4 separate regions of the Homo sapiens genome follow, and regions 1, 3 and 4 are each linked to region 2. A link is a contact called in ENCODE Hi-C or POLR2A ChIA-PET data. All regions are on one chromosome and are shown on one strand. Each heading gives the region's core, a stretch centred on a gene start or an enhancer-like site at or near the end of the contact. The rest is flanking DNA. Distances are from core to core; before and after follow the strand shown.

What was found. A loop is a pair of places that touch in the nucleus more often than their neighbours do. ChIA-PET counts read pairs that join two places held with the same protein, here RNA polymerase II (POLR2A). Pooled maps may share reads with other maps.
Region 1: a loop to region 2 is called in a pooled map, with 12 times the contacts of the local background. The contact joins the promoter of CDK11A here to the promoter of PRKCZ in region 2. A Hi-C loop is called at or near these places in 1 of 168 maps with a recorded cell type or tissue (Ramos) and 5 of 50 pooled maps. POLR2A ChIA-PET finds 5 or more read pairs at or near these places in 1 of 52 experiments (HEK293).
Region 3: a map of CD8-positive, alpha-beta T cell shows a loop between it and region 2 (3-fold over the local background). The contact joins the promoter of TNFRSF14 here to the promoter of PRKCZ in region 2. A Hi-C loop is called at or near these places in 1 of 168 maps with a recorded cell type or tissue (CD8-positive, alpha-beta T cell) and 8 of 50 pooled maps. POLR2A ChIA-PET finds 5 or more read pairs at or near these places in 1 of 52 experiments (activated CD4-positive, alpha-beta T cell).
Region 4: a pooled map shows a loop between it and region 2 (15-fold over the local background). The contact joins the promoter of PEX10 here to the promoter of PRKCZ in region 2. A Hi-C loop is called at or near these places in 7 of 50 pooled maps.

Annotation. Positions count from the first base shown.
Region 1 is chr1:1,722,870-1,725,784 of GRCh38, reverse strand. CDK11A (cyclin dependent kinase 11A) reads left to right here and starts at 1,428. Exons shown (of 20, transcript NM_024011.4): 1 at 1,428-1,527. RefSeq lists enhancers at 496-1,335, 1,316-1,545.
Region 2 is chr1:2,049,082-2,051,781 of GRCh38, reverse strand. PRKCZ (protein kinase C zeta) reads right to left here and starts at 1,371. Exons shown (of 18, transcript NM_002744.6): 1 at 1,081-1,371. The coding sequence starts at 1,151. PRKCZ-DT (PRKCZ divergent transcript) reads left to right here and starts at 1,712. Exons shown (of 3, transcript NR_135509.1): 1 at 1,712-1,914; 2 at 2,116-2,184; 3 at 2,314-2,581. RefSeq lists a silencer at 1,184-1,793.
Region 3 is chr1:2,554,875-2,557,645 of GRCh38, reverse strand. TNFRSF14 (TNF receptor superfamily member 14) reads right to left here and starts at 1,275. Exons shown (of 8, transcript NM_003820.4): 1 at 913-1,275. The coding sequence starts at 981. TNFRSF14-AS1 (TNFRSF14 antisense RNA 1) reads left to right here and starts at 635. Exons shown (of 7, transcript NR_037844.2): 1 at 635-669; 2 at 950-2,771.
Region 4 is chr1:2,411,134-2,413,833 of GRCh38, reverse strand. PEX10 (peroxisomal biogenesis factor 10) reads left to right here and starts at 1,270. Exons shown (of 6, transcript NM_002617.4): 1 at 1,270-1,443. The coding sequence starts at 1,332. RefSeq lists enhancers at 301-880, 881-1,461, 1,462-2,042, 2,043-2,623 and silencers at 545-1,144, 1,305-1,684.

The sequences.
Region 1 (2,915 bases), core at 179-2,678, 330 kb after region 2:
AGACCATCCTGGCTAACACGGTAAAACCCCGTCTCTACCGAAAATAAAAAAAAAATTAGCCGGGCATGGTGGCAGGCGCCTGTAGTCACAGGTACTCAGGAGCCTAATGCGGGCGAATGGAGTGGAGGCGGGAGAATGGCGTGAATCCGGGTGGCGGAGCTTCCAGTGACCCGAGATCGCGCCACTGCACTCCAGCCTGGGCAACAGAGCGAGACTCCGTCTCAAAAAAATAAAAATAAAAAAAGAGCTTGGGTACACAAAGCAAGCAGCATTTCATTCCGGGATGAAAAGAATTCCGATACCCATCGCCCTTCTTGGGCCCTTGTCAGTTTCTTGCCACATCTTTCATTTTCCCATTTCAGGCCCAGTAAATGCGGATGTTTATCTTCCATTGTTTGTTTCCTGAGATTCAGATGTCTAAAGCATTTTTCTGTGACTTTTCAAGGCAAGAGGAAAACCTGACATATGGAAAGGGAATTAATTGCTCGTTTTATCCTCTTCTCCTGCAATGCTCTGAATCCATGGGTTTGGAGTGGGGCCCTGGGAGTTGGGGGAAGCACCATACCCAGTGAGTCTGCACTTTGAGGACCCACTGCCAGTGTCAGCTTCAAAATCACATTGTAAAAGGCCCGGCGCGGTGGCTCACGCCTGTAATCCCAGCACTTTAGGAGGACGAAGCAGGCGGATCACTTGAGGTCAGGAGTTCGAGACCAGCCTGGCCAATATGGCGAAACCTCGTCTCTACCAAAAATATAAAAATTAGCCGGGCGTGGTGGCGCGGGCCTGTGGTTCCAGCTACTCGGGAGGCTGAGGCAGGAAAATTCCTTGAACCCGGGAGGAGGCTGCAGTGAGCCAAGACCACGCCACTGCACTCCAACCTGGGCGGCAGAGCAAGGCTCCGACTCAAAAGTAAATACATGAATAAATAAAATAAAATCACATCGTAAGAGCTCTCCCTGCTTTGTTTCTGAGTAAGGTTCAGAGTTAAATTCCGAGATCGGCCTTTACAAGACACACAGACCTGAGGCGCCTCACGAGGTAACCAGCAGGTAAATGGAGCGCGCTCCACCCACCCGCCACTAGGGGTCCCAGCGGTCAAGGGGGTGGAATGCGGGCGTCCATCGCGAAGGCATTCTGCTCGCAAGCCTTGGCACAGGCGCGGGCTTCGCTACCGGAAAAGTCCCGGTAGGATTCCGGAAGCCGGCCACGCGTTCCGCGCAGGCGCAAACTGCTCCAAAAGTCGGCGTCGCTCTGCTCGGCGCCCCGGCCCGCGCCGAAGTCGGAAGTGCAGCTCACGGCGCAGTTTCTTTTGGAGTCCTGGACCTGAGCAAGCGCTGTTTTATGCGTCATCATCCCGCGCAGACACAGGAAGTGCCGCACAGAGCGAGCCCCTGTCGTCTTGAGTTCTGGGCCAGAGGTCGGCTATTATATCATCATTAGGCGTCAACACAGGAAGTGAGGATACTTCTGGCGAGCGCCGGTTGCTGTTTCTTCTCAGGCTCAGGGACCGGCCGCGGCCCCGTAGGGGTGAGTTCCGACTGGGCGGACCAGGTGTGGGAGCGCGACGAGAACTGCGCACCGAGGTCTTTCTTCCGAGCAGGCCTCGGAGCGGGGCGGACCCGGGCCCGGGGGCGAGCGACACCCTCGCTTCCGCGGACAGTCTCATCCCGCACGGAACTTTGGGTGGTGGAGGCGGCGGGTCCAAACGCTGTCTGGAGCCAACGTCTGCCAGGCTGAACCTCAAGTGTGCGGGACTGAACCCGAGGAAATAGCCCAGTGCCCGGGTCAGGTGGCCTTGTTCGCGAGCACATCTCGGAGCATCTCCCCGGTCTCAAGGTGCAGCTGTCCAGTGTGCTAGTGGCTTCACGTAGTCCAAGCGGTCTTTCTAGCAGATTCTGACAGTAAAAGCAGTGTTTGATGAGTGGCAGGTCCTGAGTTAAGAGCCTTTAAACGGATGATCTTTAATCCGCGATCGATACTATCACGTAGGTGTTGTTATTCTGGTTGTACGGAAGACTGAACTGAGGTGAATTACGTTACCCAAGACCATACAAGAATGACAGAAACGAGACTTGATTTCAAGCGGTCATTTTTCAGAACCCATCACTCTTTTTTGTCGCCCATGCTGCAGCGCAGTGGCTGTTCACAAGCGCACTTCAGCCTGGAACTCCTGGGCTCAATCGGTCTCCCATCTCAGCTTGCAGAGTATATGGGACTACAGGCGCTCGCCACCTTGCCTGGCTTACAACTTATCATTCTTGTTTTTTTTTTTTTTTTTTTTTTTTTTTTTTTTTTTGAGACGGGGTCTTGCTGGAGTGCAGTGACGCGACCTCGGCTCACCGGAACCTCCGCCTTTCGGATTCAAGCGATTCTGCTGCCTCGGCCTCCCGAGTAGCTGGGATTACAGGCACCCGCCACCACGCCCAGCTAAGTTTTGTATTTTTAGTGGAGACAGGGTTTTCGCCGTGTTGGCCAGGCTGGTCTTGACCTCCCGACCTTGTGATCCACCCGCCTCAGCCTAGAGCTTACCTTTTTTTTTTTTTTTTTTTAACCAAGTCTTACTTTGTTATCTAGGCTGGAGTGCAGTGGCGCAGTCTTGGCTCATTGCAGCCTTGACCTCTCTGATTCAAGTGATCCTCCTGCCTCTAGCAGCCTCCTTCCTGTAGCTAGGAATACAGGCACGCGCCACCACACTGGGCTAACTTTTGTATTTTTTGTAGAGACGAGGTTTTGCCATGTTGCCCGGGCTGGTGTTGAACTCCGGAACTCCAGCGATCTGCTCGCCTCGGCCTCCCAAAGTGCTAGGGTTACCGTCTTGAGCCACTGCGCCGGGCACAACTTCTTATTCTTAATGAGGATTTATTCTGAATCCCTCAAAAGTGACTAGGTTCAAGTGTTCAGCACCATAGCTTGCT
Region 2 (2,700 bases), core at 122-2,621:
ACAAGGTTCGCAGGAAGCTGAACCCGCTCAGACTCGCAGGGCACCATAGAGACCCCCGGGGCACTGTCCTGAGAGGACGTGGCCCGGGGAAGTTGTCACCCGCCTAACCCTGCCGGCCGTCCCTGCCTCTGGGGCTCAGGTTGCCCACGCTGTAGCTGAGGACGCACCGGGGCAGGAGCAGCTTTTCGAGATCCCAAGGACCAGCCAGTGCAAGTCCGGAGCCCGCATTCTGCTCCCCTCCCTCTCTGCAGCAGCAGCCACCCTCGCGGGAGCGGAGGTCCCAGTTCGGGGCTCCTGGAGACGCGCACAGGTGGAAGAACAAACCCACGGGTCCTCCCCTCCCCACCGCCCACACTTCGGGGGGCAGCGACCCCTCCGCTGTGCCTGTGAGCCCGGCCACCTGGTGCAGCCCCCGCCACCCCCAGCAGCGCTGCCCCGAGGCGGCGGCCAAGAGTCCAGGACCCCTCCGCTCCAGCACCTGACCGCGCCCCCTCCCACAGCCAGGCAAGGGCCTCCGGGGGGCGGGTGCGACGCAAACCCCAGGGTCAGTCTCGGCCCCACCGTCTCCTCCAGAAACCCCTGTCCCCGCCCGACCGCCCCGAGCCCTGCCGGGGGCTGCATTGGAGCCACAGCGCCCGCGCCCCGGGTCTCCGGATTTTGGCTAAAGCGAGACCCCCGACCGGGTAAACGTGGAGAACGTTTAGGAAACGCTGATTTTAAGAAACCCGCCAGGAGTTTTCACAACTTGATGAAAACTTTCAGTCCTTACAGGTTTGCGGCCGGAACGTCCCCGCCCAACTTTCCAGCGAAAACGTCTACCACAATGACCGGGCCGAGGAGCTCGCGGCGCGGGGCCGACCCCAGGGAAACCCGGTCCCGGGGAAGGAGCCCGCGCTGTCCACGACGTGTCCGCGGGTGACGCTCACGGGCGGGGACCGAGGACCTCCCGCGACAGCCCCGGGCCCGCAGCGACCTCGCCGCCCCTTCCCTCTCTCCCTCTCGCGCAGGAGCCCCGACGGCTGAGCCCTCCCCGCCCTCCCTGCCTCACCCGCGCCGCTCCCCGCCCTCTCCGCCGCTCACCCCCCGTAATGCGCCTTGAGGCGGACGCGGCCGCCGCTCCCTTCCATCTTGGGGCCGGTCCTGCTGGGCATGGCGCGCTCCCCCCGCCGCCGTCAGCGCTGCGCCCCGGGAGCTCCGGCCATGGCGCGGGGCGGGGGCTCCAGGTGGGGCCGCGGCGGAACGCGGAAGGCAGCGCTCAGGACCGACGGCGCCGACCCGGTCAACTCCGCGGAACTCCGGCGGCGCGCGGGGCGGGAGCGGGGGGCGCGCGGGGCGGGACCGTCCGGCGGGGGCGGGGGGCGGTGTCCGAACATGGCGGACCGAGGTGGAGCCAGCGGCCAATCCGCGGGGCGGGCGGTCCCGGGGCGGGCGGTGGCACCTGCGGCCAATGAGGGCGAGGCGGGGCCGCCACCTGGGCCAATCCTCGGGGGACACCCGGCCGCGGCCCAATGGCGAGGCGCGGGCGGGGCTACCTGTCGGGCGGGGCTACCTGTTGGGCGGGGCGCGGCGCACCTGCGCCAATGGGACCGCGCGCGGCGCGGCTCTGCCCGGCAACCGGAGGGGCCCCGGCCTCTGGGACGGAGCGGCGCCCCCGGGAACTCGCTGGAAACGCGAGTTCTCGGCCTTCGCCCAGACCCTCCGAATCGAAACTCCTGCGGCGCGCGCTGCCAGCCCGAGGGCCCCGCCGTCCAGGGGTCCCCTGACATCTCACACTTGCGGACTGAAGCTGCGAGGAGCGGAGAACCCGGCCAGGGTCACGGACGGGAGCGTCCGGACTCGGGTTCTCTGGGCCCCAGCCCCCACTCCGCCCCCAGCGAATCCAAGGTCCCCTGTAGGGAAGGGCCGTCCACACTCGTGAGTGCAACCGCTCACTTCGCCCAGGTCAAGGACGCGGCATTGGCCCGAGTCGCCCATGACCTTCATTTCTGAAGCCACAGCCTCTCGGGCCTTACTCGAGGGGCTTGATCTGGACAATCGCCCTCCAGGCCCCTCCACCGCCGCCCAGCTCCCTGCCTCCTGGGCTCCTCCCCTGAAAATACGGTTTTCCCTGATCAGCCCATCCCTTACTGGCTGCATCCACTGAAGCCCAGACCTGCTGCCTGCAGGACCTCACCCAGGCACCAGGTGGACACCCAGACCCAGTTCCTGGCCTCGGCCCCTCTCCCCTGAGAGTGGACCTGCTCAGGCCACGCCCTCACACCCCTCACCCAGACACAGCCACCAGGACTTCAGCCACGTGCTTTCATCCCGCAGGTCGTGCCTGGCGCCTCCTTGATGCCAGGCCCTGGGGAGACCTGTGGCCACAGAACCCATGTTCTCCCTGGAGATGGACAGGAGGCCCCTCTCCTACGCAGAAGCTGTCGTTTTTTCTTCTTAAACACCGTTTGCCCCTCCCTCCACCCACCGAGCCATCTCTGCCCCTCTCTACAGCAAAGCTTCCGCCAAGCCGGCCCTGCTCCCTGTCTACCTCTCCTGCCACCACCCACTCACACGTTTTAAATACAAGCCGTCGGTTCTCAGACGTTTTCTCTTTTTTTCTTTCTTTTTCTTTTTTTTGAGATGGAGTTTCGCTCTTGCTGCCCAGGCTGAGTGCAATGGCATGATGTCGGCTCACTGCAACTTCTGCCTCCTGGGTTCAAA
Region 3 (2,771 bases), core at 26-2,525, 510 kb before region 2:
TCCCTCTGTGCAATGGGGAGGAGCGGCAGTGCCTGGTAGAGAGGACAGAAGCGGGCCCCAGGCCAGGCTCATGGAACAACCTTGCCGACCGCTGGAGCCCGGGATAGGGTGGGGACCGCCCCTCCTCCAGCCCTGATGACGCTGCCTGGCAGCGCGGAGCCCTGGGAACTGGAACTCTGCCCTCGCCAGGGACCCCACACCCCACACCTGGGAGCATTGAGCCCACTGGGCAGACAACCTGCCGGCCCCCCTGCTGGCCTAGGTTGGACCTGCTGACCCCTGAAGAGCCAGCAGGGGCAGCCAGGGATGGGCCCCAGAGGCTCACAAGCCAGACAGTGGGTGACAGGCTGATCAGGGCCACATCGGGGAGGGTGGCTCTGCCGTGGCCTCGTTCCTGGGCTGGCTGATGGGCAGTCGGGGGCCCCTGATGGGGATAGTGGCTGGACAGGCAGGAGTGCCACATGAGCATGGAGAGTATCCCCACCCCACCCACCTGGGTCCAGCCCCCTGCTGCACACTGATCTTATCACCTGTCACCAAGGTCAGGGCTGCCGGGGAGTTGGGTCACCTGCTCGAGGGCCCCGCCCAGAGACGCCCAGAGACACCCAGCCCCCAGAAGTGCCCACATCCGGCCAAATGGGGGCTCACCAGCTGCCCGTGGACGGAGTGGTGAGTGGGGGACACACGCAGGAGGAGGTCTGCTGGGTAGGGCTGTGGCTCTGCTGCTCACCCCACTGTGGTGAGCCCAGTGCTGGGGGTCTGGGTTGACCCGAGAGCCCCAGGCAGCAGGGGACGGGCTGGACGCCGGAGCCAGCAACGGCCAGGACAGGGGCATGGGGAAGAGATCTGTGGGAGGCCCTGGGGTCAGAACTGGGATCTGCGAGCAGACGGAGAGGAGGCTCGGGGGCTCACCAGCCTCAAGACGTCGGTTTTGGGGGTGGATCTCCAGGGAGGAGGCCCCCAGTCTCCAGGAGGCTCCATGCCTCAGGCTCAGACCGGCAGCTCGGGAACCCAGCTAGCAGGATGAACTCCAGCAGAGGAACTCAGCGCCATTGCTGCGGCTGTGGGCCAGAAGAGAAAGAGAAAGAGAAAGAGAATCCGCCTCGGTGTGACAAGCTGTGCCTCAGAACCCGAGCAGCAGGAGAGTGGGCAGCAGGGGGTGTCTGGCAGCAGAGAGGGGCTCAGGCCTGCTGGGTGGAGCGGCGCTGGGGGACACAGGTGGGCCCTGCGGGAGGCAGGAGCTGTCCAGGCAAAGCCGAGGGGAAGGGCCGGTATGAAGGAGGCGCCCGATGGGAGGGGCGAGTTCTCCCCCTGCACCATTCCAGTCCACTCCGGGTTTCCTGTAGAAGGGGGAGCCCCCCAAAGTCCATCTGTGTTTCCCCACCTCACTCACACACTCAGGGACCCTCGGCTGCTCCCCGGGGCGCTGACTGACATTTTTGCCGAATAAAGGGGCCCTGTGGGTTTCCTGTTCCCATCTCAGCTTCTGCTGAACAGGGTAAACTTCCCTTCCGAATAAAACCACCAGAATGCGGTCTGGCCAATTTCAGTCATAGACCCACCAGGCCTGTGTCCCTGCGTGAGGGGGTGGGAAAAGCCCAGAGTGCCCCTACCCGTCCCCTGGGAGGGGTGGAAGGGCAGCTCTTGCTCCCCCTGCAGAGACGCTGCGCGGACTGGGAAGGCTGCCAGCCTCGCCCGGTCTCCCTGTGGACCCTGCCCTGACCCCACCCCAGCTTCCTGGCTCCCTGCACCCCACTGGGCTTCCCTGCCCCACAGAGCCTGGTGGTAGGGAGACCTCCGGATGGAGACAGCCCACAGTCCCGGAGCCCCAAGGCAGGCACCAGTGAGTCCCTCGTGACGGCCTCGCTCCCTGCATCACATGGAACCTCGTGACCCACGTGACGACGCCAGTGCCCCCGTGGCCCCTTCCTGCTGCTGGACGTGATGCAGTCAATGGAAGCCCAGGTCTGTCACGCACCGCCTGTGCTTGCCCAGAGCAGGTCCCAGTCACCCCCTCTGGCACCGCCTGCTGCACACCAGGAACCCCCACCTCCAGCAAGCCCATCTGCCAGACGCCTGGCCCAGGACCGCCCCCTGCCCCTCGACTGCCCCCTGCCCCTCCTGGTCCTGACTTCAGCCAGGTGACCCCCTCCAGGGTCCAGCCCTGGCCCCTGGGGGACTCAGTGGCATCTGGTGGAAAGGACCTTGGGGATTGCGCCCACCCTCACCTGCAGGAGAGTTGGCAGGGTGGCCAGCCACAGGAATCTGTGGCAGGAGCCCGGGGACCTGCACCCCAACTAGAAAGTGTGCAGCCCTGCAGGCCGGCCCTGGAGAGGGAGCAGGCAGGGGTGAAGTTAGGCCGGCTGTGGTGTGCGACACCGTCCTGTGGGGCCAAGCGTCCCGAGCTCCAGAGGCAGGTGCACTCCTGGCCAGCATCCAGGGTGGACGAGCCCAGACCCCAATACTCTGAGGCAGGGTGGGGGACCAGGTGGCACCCAGTGGAGGAAAAGCCCCCAAGAGACACGCAGGAGCATGGACTCCCACCCCACAGCTGGAGCCTGGGAGAGGAGCCCCATCTGCTGTTTCCCTGGTGCACTCACATCCTGGCCCTCAGCGCCCCCTGCCAGGAATGTCCCCCACATGCAGAGCCATGTGGGTCTTGCAAGGAAGAAGAAGGGGGCCCCTTGCATCCTCCACTCCCGGGGGCCCCAGGAGGGCATGGGGGCTCCAGGGTGCAGGGACAGCACGTTCCCTCACCAACTCCCCAAGAA
Region 4 (2,700 bases), core at 21-2,520, 360 kb before region 2:
GGCTTTGTGACTGGGCTGTGCCAGTCTGGGGATGATCCCACAGCTGAGCTCCTGTAGATGGAACCAGAGGTGAGGCAAGGAACTGGAGGCCCTCCCCACTGAGGTCAGCGGGGCGCAGACGCCCCCTTGTCGTGCCCTGCCTTCCTCCTGCAATCCTGCAGGACTCTCCAGGGCCAAGTGCTGCCCTTGGGGCCAAAAAACAGGGCCTTCTCCTTCACCTGCCCTGCAGCCATTCAGGTATGTACCAGGCATCTCCTGCCCTCCCTGGCCAGGCGGCCCCAGAGGCACAGGCCGCAGACACCGCAGGCGACCTGCGTGGGCCTCCAGTTCCCGCCCCAGCCCTTCCCACCCCCAGCTCAGGGCAGGTCCAGCTGTGGCCAGCGGCTGGGGAAGGTTCTGTCCCCTCCAGGTGTGCGGCCTTGGCAAGTGCTTCAGGCCTCCCTCCGCTCGTCCCCTGGGAGCAGAGGGATCGGAGCGCCTGCGATGTGGTTCCCCAGAGCACCTGCGGGGCTCAGGCCAGGCAGGGTGGAGGGTGGAGGGTGGAAGGCCACCTTCCGCCCGTCCTGGAACCACGCGGCGGCTTCCCGGCTGCCCCCCACCCGCCAGGCCCTGCCTCCCGTGGGCACCAGGGGGGCGTCCACACCAAGCCGGCCGTGTGCTTTTCGCGCAGGATTACTGGGGAAGGCGGCTGCTCGGGGCCTGGAAGGTCCCGGGTCTCGCCTCGTGCCCCTCTGGCCCCCAAACCGACCGGCTCCCCGGAACTGGCCAACCCGCGCTGAGAGCCCGCGCAGCTCAAAGGGCGCGAGGGCGGGACCGCCGCGGCCGGCGCTGGGAGCTCGGCTTCCCGAAGACCCAAGCGAAAGCCTCCGTCTCCCCAGCCGTAAATGGGCCTGCAGCGTCTCCACTCCGCAGCGCTGTCCCCAGTGGGAGGGCGGCCCGTGGACGTGCAGGGAGCAGAGCAGGGGCCCCTGGCAGCGTAGGACCCCGAGGTCGCAGCAACCACGCGGCCGCGAGCCCATCCCGCTGCCTCGCCAGCGCCCCTCGCGCGTGCCCCGCCCCCACCTCGGCTCGCGGGCCCCGCCCCGCTCCGCTCCGCCCTGCGCCTCCGACTACCTTCCCGCTGCCCCGCCCCGCGCTGCGCTGGTTCGGACTCCAGCCCCGCTTCCGCCCGGGCCCTGGCCCCGCCTCCAGCCCCAGTCCGGCCCCGCCCCAGCACCTTGACGCAGAGGTCTGCGCCGCACGCAGAGCCACGTCGTGCCGTCATCAGTTCTCGCCCGTCTGGGCGTGGGCGTGGCCGGCGTGGCTGCTCGGGACCACCCGAACCCGCGGCCATGGCCCCGGCCGCCGCCAGCCCCCCGGAGGTGATCCGCGCGGCGCAGAAGGACGAGTACTACCGCGGTGGGCTGCGGAGCGCGGCGGGCGGCGCCCTGCACAGCCTGGCGGGTGAGGGCCGGGCGCGGCCGGACGTCCTCGCGAGCGGCCCAGGGGGTGTTGCCCCTCATGGAGGCGGGGTGTCTGCCGTGTGTGGTCACGGTCGCCTGGGCCCGTCCCACAACCTGGGACCCGGCAGTCTCCTTCGCCTGCCCTGCGGCCATTCAGGGATGTGCGGGGCACCTCCTGCCCTCCCTGGCCAGGTGGCCCCAGAGGCACAGGCCGCAGACACCGCGGGGGACCTGCGTGGGCCTCCAGTTCCCGCCCAAGCCCTTCCCGTCCCCAGCTCAGGGCAGGTCCAGCTGACGCCAGCGGCTGGGGAAGACTCTGTCCCCTCCAGGTGTGAGGCCTTGGCAAGTGCTTCAAGCCTCCCTCCGATCCTCCCCTGTGAGCAGAGGGGTCAGAGCGCCCGCGGCGCGAACGCCTCATACCTCGGTCCGGTTCACACTGACCCCGGCCTTTCCTAGGCCTGAGCAGCAGCCCAGGCCCCTCGCCCTGCTGACCCCAGTGTAGGCTCAGCCAGGCCCTGCCTGCCTCACCAGGCCGGGAGCTGAGTACAGAAGCCAGTGTACTCAATGAAGCAGCACCTGTCATCCCAGCAGTTTGGGAGGCAGAGGCGGGAGGATCGCTTGAGCCCAGGAGTTTGAAACCAGCCTGGGCAACATGGCAAGACCCCGTCTCTACAAAAAATCTGAAAATTAGCCGGACGTGGTGGCGGCGTCTGTAATCCCAGCTCTTCAGGAGGCTGAGGCAAGAGAATCGCCTGAGCCCGAGGGATGAGGCTGCAGTGAGCCATGATTGTGCCGCTGCACTCCAGCCTGGGCGACGGGGCCAGACCCCATCACCGATTAAAAAACGAAAAAAAAAAGATGCCGGGTGTGGTGGCTCACGCCTGTAATCCCAGCACTTTGGGAGGCCGAGGCGGGTGGATCACTTGAGGTCAGGAGTTCGAGACCAGTCTACACAACATGGTGAAACCCCGTCTCTACTAAAAATACAAAAATCAGCAGGGCGTGGTGGCGCGTGCGTGTAATCCCAGCTACTTGGGAGGCTGAGACAGAATCACTTGAACCCGGGAGGCGGAGGTTGCAGTAAGCCAAGATCGTGCCACTGCACTCCAGTCTGGGCAACAGAGTGAGACTCCATCTCAAAAAAAAAAAAAAAAAAAAAAAGGCAAAGCCATCAAGTCTTTGGGGGGTGGGGCAGGCAGTCGTTAAAGGCATGAACTCCCAGCAGAACGTTTCAGGGAGCAGTGGCACTAGAGCCCAG